3 separate regions of the Homo sapiens genome follow, and all the other regions are linked to region 3. The links are chromatin contacts, found by Hi-C or POLR2A ChIA-PET in ENCODE. All regions are on one chromosome and are shown on one strand. The core of a region is the stretch at or near the end of the contact, and the rest is flanking DNA. Distances in the headings are between cores, read along the strand shown. Region 1 holds the start of OR13A1 (olfactory receptor family 13 subfamily A member 1). Region 2 has its middle 21 kb from the start of ALOX5. Region 3 has its middle 65 kb from the start of OR13A1.

The links. Hi-C counts contacts between places; a loop is a spot of excess contacts on that map. ChIA-PET counts read pairs that join two places held with the same protein, here RNA polymerase II (POLR2A). Pooled maps may share reads with other maps.
Region 1: POLR2A ChIA-PET joins it to region 3 with 10 read pairs in A549. The contact joins the promoter of OR13A1 here to the enhancer-like site in region 3. A Hi-C loop is called at or near these places in 2 of 168 maps with a recorded cell type or tissue (K562 and heart right ventricle) and 3 of 50 pooled maps. POLR2A ChIA-PET finds 5 or more read pairs at or near these places in 2 of 52 experiments (A549 and H1).
Region 2: a loop to region 3 is called in a map of GM12878, with 13 times the contacts of the local background. The contact joins two enhancer-like sites. A Hi-C loop is called at or near these places in 1 of 168 maps with a recorded cell type or tissue (GM12878), 16 of 37 single-sample maps with no recorded cell type and 8 of 50 pooled maps. POLR2A ChIA-PET finds 5 or more read pairs at or near these places in 1 of 52 experiments (WTC11).

Annotation. Positions count from the first base shown.
Region 1 is chr10:45,314,297-45,317,563 of GRCh38, reverse strand. It overlaps OR13A1 (olfactory receptor family 13 subfamily A member 1), which reads left to right and starts at 1,956. Exons shown (of 4, transcript NM_001004297.3): 1 at 1,956-2,040.
Region 2 is chr10:45,351,795-45,354,625 of GRCh38, reverse strand. No RefSeq gene overlaps it. Among named protein-coding and RNA genes, the nearest start is that of ALOX5, 21 kb to the left of the region's middle. Within about 2 kb of position 1,250, at least 2 of the 41 ENCODE cell types and tissues checked have a DNase peak (open chromatin) inside an H3K27ac peak, as active enhancers do; they include GM12878, where a contact is called at or near this core.
Region 3 is chr10:45,249,002-45,251,912 of GRCh38, reverse strand. No RefSeq gene overlaps it. Among named protein-coding and RNA genes, the nearest start is that of OR13A1, 65 kb to the left of the region's middle. Within about 2 kb of position 1,657, at least 5 of the 41 ENCODE cell types and tissues checked have a DNase peak (open chromatin) inside an H3K27ac peak, as active enhancers do; they include GM12878, where a contact is called at or near this core.

The DNA.
Region 1 (3,267 bases), core at 707-3,206, 65 kb before region 3:
ATAAATAAAAATAAAAAATAAAAGAAAATGAAGAAAATCATGTCATTTGCAGCAACATGGATTTGGCTAGAGGACTTTATCCTAGGCAAACAAATACAGAAACAGAAAATCAAATACCACATATTCTCACTCATAAGGGGGAGGTAAACACTGGGTACTGATGGACATAAAGATAGCAACAATAGACACTGGGGACTATTGGGGTGGTGAAGGAGGGAAGGGAGAAAGTGTTGAAAAACTGTTGAGTACTATTCTCAGTATCTGGGTAATGGGACCATTCATACCCCAAACCTCAACATCACACAATATACCCAGGTTACAAACTTGCACAAGTGCCCTCTGAATCTAAAATAAAAGTTGAAAAAGCAAAAATAAAACAGTAAACAACAACAACAACAAAACAGCAAAACCCTCAATAAATACATAAATAAAAATATAAATAAATGTCTTTGCCAGAGCTTTTTGTTTTTTGTGTGGCTTTGAGTTAGTATCTGGGGTCACGTTGCTTTTAAGCTGTTTGCTATCAACTGCATCCTATCTAATATTTCTTTTTCTTAATAGTAAACCACTCAATTTTTGTGAGGAGATATTACATTGTGGTTTTGATTTACATTTCTCTAATGATTTCCTTTCCAGTTTGGATGCTGAGCATTTTTTCTTATGTTTTTTGCCCATTCATATATAATTTTAAAAGAAATGTCTATTCAAATCCTTTTGCCATTTTAAAATCATATTATTTTTAAATATTGTGTTGTAGAAATTATTTATATATTCTGGATATTAACTCTTTATCAGATATATAATTTACTAATATTTTCTTCCATCCACAAGTTTTTTTTAACATTGTTATGTCCTTTAATGCATAAAAGTTTTAAAAAGTTTGATGTAGTCCCAATTGTCTATTTTTTCTTTTGTTGTCTGTACTTTTGGTGTCATATTAAAAAATAATTGCCATATCCCCTTATTCTAAGAGTTTTATAGTTTTAGATCTTCCATTTAAGTTTTAAATCCATTTTGAGTTAATTCTTGTATATGGCATAAGACAAAGTTTCAACTTCACTCTTTCATGTGTGGATATCCAAGTTTCCCAACACTGTTTGTTGAAGAGAATGTTCTTCCCTCATTGAGCGGATCTGGAATGCTGTAAATATTATTTGACCATATATGTGGAGTTTTCTTTTAATGGGTTCTTTATTCTATTCCATTGGTCTATATGTCTCTCTTTAAGCCAGTGTCATGCTGTTTTAATTACTGTAGTCTTGTAACATGTTTTGAGATCACGGAGCATGAGACCTTCAACTCAGTTAGTTTTCAAGATTGTCTAGTCAGAGTATATATGAATATTTAGATAAATTTTTCTCTTTTTTCAAAAAATGCAGCTTAGATTTTGATAGGGATTACATATAATTTGTAGACTGCTTTGGGTTCTATTGACTTTTCAAATTAATACATAATGTTGTACAGATTTGGGGAATACATCTGATATTTTGGAGATCTTAACATTAAATCTTCCAATCCATGAATACCAATGTCTTTACATTTATTTGTGACTTCTTTCAGTACTGTTTTGTAGTTTTCAGTGTACAAGCCTTTTATTTCCCTGGCTAAGTTTATTCCTAAGTATTTTACTATTTTTGATGGTATTGTAATTAAATTATTTTCTTAATTACCTTTGGATTGTTTATAGTTAATTTATAGAAAGGCAACTGATTTTTGTGTGTCGATTTTGGATCCTGCAACTTTCCAGAATTTGTTTAATAGTTCCAACAGTTTTCTGGATTTTATGCATATATGCATCTAACAGTTTTCTAGATTTTATGCAGGAGTCTAGGATTTTATGCATATAGGATCAAGTCATCTGTGAGCAGAGATAATTTTACTTTTTTCTTTTATTCTTTGGATGTCTTTTCTTGCTTAATTTTTTTTTCCTAATTGGTCTGCTTGGAAATTCAAATACTATATTGAATAGAAGCGAAGAGACAGAGTATACTTGTCTTGTTCCTAATCCAGAAGAAAAGTTTGAATCTTTTACCATTGAGTGTAAGTTTACCTGTGGATTTTTCATATATGGCCTTTATTATGTTATTTTCCTTCTATTCCTAGTTTGCTGAGTGTTTTCGTGATAAAAGGTGTTAAATTTTGTTAAACATTTTTTCTACATCAATATAAATGATCATGCTGTTTTGTCCTTTATTCTATTACTATAGTGTATTACATTGATTTTTGCATGTTGTATTATTCTTTTTTTTTGAGATGAAATCTCATTCTGTCATTCTGGCTGGAGTGCAGTGGCATGACCTCAGCTCACTGCAACATTTGCCTCCTGGGTTCAAGGGATTCTCCTGTCTCAGCCTCCCAAAGTGCTGGGATTACAGGCATGAGCCAGCACACCCTGCCACATGTTCTATCATTCTTGCATTCCAGGAATAAAGCCAACCTGATCATCACAAATATTGGTCTGTAGTTTTCTTTTCATGTAATGTCTTTGTTTGACTTTGAAATCAGGGTAATACTGGCCTCATATAATGAGCTTTGAAGTGTTTTTTATATTCATTTTTGTAAATGACTTTGAGAAACATTGGTTCTAATTCTTCCTTAAATGTTTGGTAGTCATCCGGTTCTGGGCTGTTGTTTGTTTGGAGGTTTTTGAACCAGTTTAATCTCCTTCGTAGTTATAAGTCTGTTCGTTTTTTCTACTTCTTCATGATTCACTCTTATTAGGTTGTATATTTCTAGAAATTTATGCACTTCTAAATTATCCAATTTGTTGACATATAATTAACTGTTGATGGTATTTTCTTATAATCCTTTTGATTTCTATGGCATGGGTTCTAATGTTCTCTTTTTTATTTCTGATTTATTAGTTGAATCTTTTTTCCTTAGTTAATCTAGCTAAGCATTTGTTAATTTTGTTGGTGTTTTCAAAAACCACCTCTTAGTTTTGTTGATTTTTTTCTATTGTTTTTATATTCTATATTTCATTTATCTCTGATTTAATCTAATCTTTAGGATTTTCCTCCTTCTGCTAGCTTTGGGTGTAGTTTTTTTTCTCTCCTAGTTTCCTGAGGTATAAAGTTAGGTTGTTGATTTGCAAACTTTCTTCTACTTCTTTTTTTTTTTTTCTTAAGTTGTGGAGATGGGGTCTTGCTTTGTTGCCCAGGCTGGTCTCAAATTCCTGGCCTCCAGAAGTTCTCCTCCCTCAGCCTGTCAAAGTGCTGGGATTGCAGGCATGACCCACCATGCCTAGCCACTTTCTTCCTTTTATAA
Region 2 (2,831 bases), core at 1-2,500, 100 kb before region 3:
TGATCTCCAGCCTGATGCCAGGAGAAAAGCAGCTGTAAATGTATCCTAGTAGGTAGGTTAAGTTTCCAGGGAGCCTGCAACTTGCTATGAAACTATCGTTTTTGTGGTTGGCAAAGCAGACACGCAGCATAAGGCTAAGCTCAAGAGAGCAACCCTAAGTTCCCCCCAGCTGACCGCATGATCTCCTGACTCATGGAGTGGAACTTGTGGCATGTCCACAGGAAGCCCTGGAGCCACTGTCCCCATGACAGCAGCAGGACAAATGTACTTCTTCAGCAGGACAAAATAGTGCTGGTCCTTTTGCTGGTCAGGAAAGTGACTTTCCTGACAGTCACTTTCCTCCAGAGGGTATCTTGTGTGACTACATCTTCTTTTGGCCAGCTTCAAACATTTATAGCCTATTTCAGTTTCTTCTGGCCTGTTTGCATAACTAAACAGAATTAAGCCCTGTCTACCACTGAGCACTAAAAAGAAAAACATATTCATTGGGGATTTAGAGAAAGAAAGAATAAGAAATCAATTGTCAAGACTCTATTTTCCCAGCTCTACTCTAGGACAGAGGAAGCTCATAGCCCTAACAGACTTTTCCTTAGGATGGATGTTGACAGCTCCTCCCAGCCCACTCCTTGTTTAGTTTTCATTTGTTCTATCCCAGGAAGATTCAGAGGAAGAGGGATACATCTTAAGATGTCTCTGTAACTTTGTAAGGATGCTGCTGAAAAGATAATGATGAAATGTTGATTGCAGCTTCTTTTTAAAAATTTTTATTGATACATAATATTTGTACATATTTATGGGGTACATATGGTATTTCGTTACACGCATAGACTGTGTAATGATCAAGTCAGGATATTTAGGGTATCCATTACCTCAAGCTTTTGTCATTTCTATGTGTTGGGAACATTTCAAATCTTCCTGTCTAGCTATTTTGGAGTATACAATATATTACTGTTAACTATAGTTCTCCTACTCTGCTGTCAAACATTAGAACTTATACCTTCTATCTAACTATATGTTTGTACCCATTAAGCAACCTCTCTTAACACCCCCACCCACAACTGTTCCCAGTCTCTGATAACCATCATTCTATTCTCCTTGAAATGCATGTTTTTAGTTCCCACATGAGTAAGAATATGCAACATTTGTGTTTCTACGCCTGGTTTATTTCCCTCCAGTTCCATTCATGTTGCTTATTGTGGCTTCTTGAGTCTGAGTTCAGAGCTGAGTCATTTTTGGGTGAGTTTCCCCTAATCTTCCACCTCCTTGTGCCTTTCAGAACAAGACCAGGCTTTTGCCTCTTGGCTTCTTTCCCTTCCTGCAAGGCTGTGCCATCAGAAGTAGGCAGGGCAGCCAATGCTATCTTTCCATGGCATGTGCTTTCTTAAGTAGATTTACCATCCATGGCTCAGTTCAACTACTCTGTTGCACTTAGGAAGTTAAGGAGCATTCTTCTCATTGGAACTTCTTGACTAAGTGGAAAGATACACTTCAATCCATGACACACACAAGACTCAAATAGGCTTGATGTATTTGTGATTAGTGTGAACTCAATTCTTGTTTTTTCAGAAGGAAGACCAATTCTCATACTCATCTTGAAACCCGTCTGACATTGTTCCTCCCAAGATTAGATAATCACGACAGAGCACCTCTACTCCTAACTGAACACGCATAAAATAAATAATTCCATCCCAGTCTGAGTGCGGGTCTCTCCCCAGAGGTCTACCCTGATTCTCTGCATGAAAGAGCCACTGGTTATTCTCCTCCCTTTATGCTGCGGGAGGCTAATTGCACTCACCACTACCTAGTACTGTTTTTAACTTTTCCTGTTTATTGCCTGTGTCTCCCACTAGAGGCTGAGTGATATGCGATGTGATCTTCTCAGTTTTGTTCACTTTTACATGTTATCCCCACAACAAGGTTTGTGGTGAGGCGTGGGTGGGAAAAAGGGAAATAATTCCTTCCTTCTTTCCTTCGTTCTGTCTCTCCTTTCTTTCTTTCTTTCTTTCTCTTTCTCTCTTTCTTTCTTTTTCTTTCTTTCTTTCTTTTTTTCTTTCTTTCTTTCTTTCTTCCCTTCTTTCTTTCTTTCTTTCTTTCTTTCTTTCTTTCTTTCTTTCTTTCTTTCTTTCTTCCCTTCTTTCTTTCTGTCTCTTTCCTTCTTTCTTTCTTTTCTTTCTTTCTTTTTCTTTCTTTCTTTCTTTCTTTCTTTCTTTCTTTCTTTCTTTCTCTCTCTCTCTTTCTTTCCTTCTTTCTTCTTCTTCTTCTTTTTTTTTTTTTTTTTTTTGAGACAGAGTTTCACTCTTGTTGCCCAGGCTGGAGTGCAATGGCACGATCTCGGCTCACTGCAACCTCCACCTCCTGGGTTCAAGTGATTCTCCTGTCTCAGCCTCCTGAGTAGCTGGGATTACATGCACATGCCACCACGCCTGGCTAATTTTTGTATTTTTAGTAGAGACGGGGTTTCACCATGTTGACCAGGTGGTCTTGAACTCCTGACCCCAGATGAGCCGCCTGCCTTGGCCTCCCTAAGTGCTGGGATTACAGGCGTGAGCCACCACGCTTGGCTGGAACTAATAATTTCTTAAGCACTCTGTGCTAAGATATTTTACATACTCTAGCTCATTCATTCTTACAACAGCCCTGGGAGGTGACTGTCATTACTCAGTTTTACAGAGAAGGAAACCCAAGTTCCAATGTCTCCTAAATGGCATCTTGTGTGTTTGAACGTTTCAAGTTTGTGAGGAGTGCAATCAGTATCCAAGAAAGTGCCACTTAGAAAGAAAAAGGCTTAAAGAAGGAAAATGTTCTGGGATGATGAAAATCTAATACCTAAA
Region 3 (2,911 bases), core at 408-2,907:
TGGGATTACAGGCATGAGCCACCATGCTCAGCCACAACCCAATTTTTCCTAAAACATATGGAGATTTCTTTTTGGGAGTTTTGAAATTTTGAATTCAATTTTCTTATTTGGTATAGGATTATTCAAATAATTTATTTCATATTAAGTGAGTTGTGGTATTGGTTCATCTCCTTAAAGTTGTCAAATTTATGTCTGTAGTGTTTTTAGCATTCCCTTATTATCTTTTTAATGTTTGTAGGGTCTCTATTAATGTCTCCTGTTTCATTACTGGTACTGATGATTTGAGTCTTCTCTCTTTTTTCATTGGCAGTCTTGATAGAGTTTTTCAAATTTATTGATTTTTTCAAAGAACCAGCTCTTTTTAATTGATTATCTCTTTTGTTTTTCTGTTTTTAATTTTATTGATTTCTGCTCTTATAACTATTATTTTCTTGTTTTTGCTTGCTTTGAATTTATTTTTCTCTTCTTTGTCTGGGTTCTTGAGGTGGGAGCACCTCAAAAAGTTGGGGGCACAAAATAAAGTGTAACATTTGTATTGGTTCTCTTTTTGCTTCATTGTTAGTTTGTTTCTGTAATTAGTGTTAAGTTGTGATCAGCATAAATAATGGGTTATATTATTTGCAAACCTCAGGGTAAACTCAAATAAAAAACAAAACAGATACACAAAAAATGAAAGGCAAGAAGTTAAATCTACTACCAGAGAAAATTATCTTCATTAAAAGCAAGACAAGAAGGAAGGAAAGAAGAAAGAGAAGACCACAAAATAACCAGAAACAAATAACAAAATTGCAGAAGTAAGTCCTTACTTATAATTACATTGAAAGTAAATAGACTAAACTCTCCCATTAAAAGACATAGAGTGGGCTGCAGCCAAGATGGCTGAACAGGAACAGCTCCTGTCTACAGCTCCCAGCATGAGCAATGCAGAAGATGGGTGATTTCTGCATTTCCATCTGAGGTACCGGGTTCATCTCACTAGGGAGTGCCAGACAGTGGGCGCAGGATAGTGGGTGCAGTGCACCATGTGCGAGCCGAAGAAAGGCAAGACATTGCCTCACTCAGGAAGTGCAAGGGGTCAGGGAGTTCCCTTTCCTAGCCAAAGAAAGAGGTGACAGATGGCACCTGGAAAATTGGGTCACTCCCACCCTAATACTGCACTTTTCCGATGGGCTTAAAAAATGGCGCACCAGGAGATTATATCCCACACATGGCTCAGAGGGTCCAATGCCCACGGGGTCTCGCTGATTGCTAGCACAGCAGTCTGAGATCAAACTGCAAGGTGGCAGCAAGCCTGGGGGAGCTGCTTGGTGTGGTGGCGGGCACCTGTAATCCCTTGGGAGGCTGAGGCTAGAGAATCATTTGAACTCAGGAGGCGGAGGTTGCAGTGAGCTAAGGCAAGATCACGCCATCGCATCACGCCTGTTGCTTGGGCAACAGGGCGAGACTCCATGTCAAAAAAAAAAAAATGCTTGCTAATATAAACGTGATCATAAAGACAGCAATGATTATCATGAAATTTTAACTTGCTTACCAGAAAAAGTGCATGATCTAAAACTTGGCAAATGTGCTGTTCCGTGAAACAAGGGGGTGAAGATTAGAAAACTCGAGCTTCTTCGGATTCTGAATTAACTGAAATCATATTTAAGTTGGAAAGACAGTGCCATCTAGTGGTGCATTTCTTTTTCTTTTGAAATTACTGGTTTTAGCCATTCCTGCCTTATATAATTCTAGCACTTTAGGATAATGTCAGTGGTCATGGTCATGGCTGTTCTGTGGCCTTGAGCACATCATAGCTCTGCTATGAATTTAATATTTGGAGTTAGATACACACAGATACTCATTTAGAAATACAATAGGGCGGGGCGCGGTGGCTCACGCCTGTAATCCCAGAGGCAGAGGTTGCAGTGAGCCAATATCACGCCATTGCACTCCAGCCTGGGTGACAAGAGCGAAACTCCGTCTCAAAAAAAAAAAAAAAAAAAAAAAAAAAAAAAAAAAAAAAAGAAAGAAAAAGAAAAAAGAAAAAAAAAAAGAAACAGAAAAGGGGCACTGCGGATCACGAGGTCAGCAGATCGAGACCATCCTGGCTAACACGGTGAAACCCCGTCTCTAGTAAAAATACAAAAAAAATTAGCCGGGCGCGGTGGCGGGCTCCTGCAGTCCCAGCTACTCTCGGGAGGCTGAGGCAGGAGAATGGCGTGAACCCGGGAGGCGGAGCTTGCAGTGAGCCGAGATAGCGCCACTGCAGTCCGGCCTGGAGAAAGAGGGAGACTCCGTTTCAAAAAAAAAAAAAAAAGAAAAAGAAAAAGAAATATAATGAAGATTACTCAGAAGAAAACAAATGTTTTCTAGTTATGTGTTTGAGAGAAATCCAAGCACCCACTATTTCAAAGGATGTTTCTAGAAGGCTGCCATGGCTGCGAATTGTTCTGGGTGCTGGCGACACCACAGTGAAGAAGTCAGACAGAGTCTCCGTCTCCCCACCCGTGGGACTTACATCCTTGTTGGGAAAGAGACCGGACAAAGCAAATAAACAATAAATAAGATCGGTTTTGATTATAATAGGAAAATAAAACAGGATGATGCTGGGGGAGGGCAACATTCGATAGCACGGGCTTCTCTGAGGAGGTGACATGTGAGGTGAGGGCCCATGACAGGGAGTCCTTAGCTGTGCGGGTTCAGCTTCAGCTGAGGAAAGAAGTCTCCTGGCAGGAAGAGCTGCAGGAGCAGGGCCATGGGCAGGAGTCCTCCTGGGATGAAGGAAGTGCAACCAGCAGTGAGGTGCGGGCGGCCTGGGAAGGAGGCACAGGCCAGAGCAGCTGGGGCTTGCAGACCGTGAGAAGGAGCTGGAATTTTACTTTAGGTGCAACAGGGATCTGCCGGAGCATTTTAGTCAGAGCAGGAGCAGCAT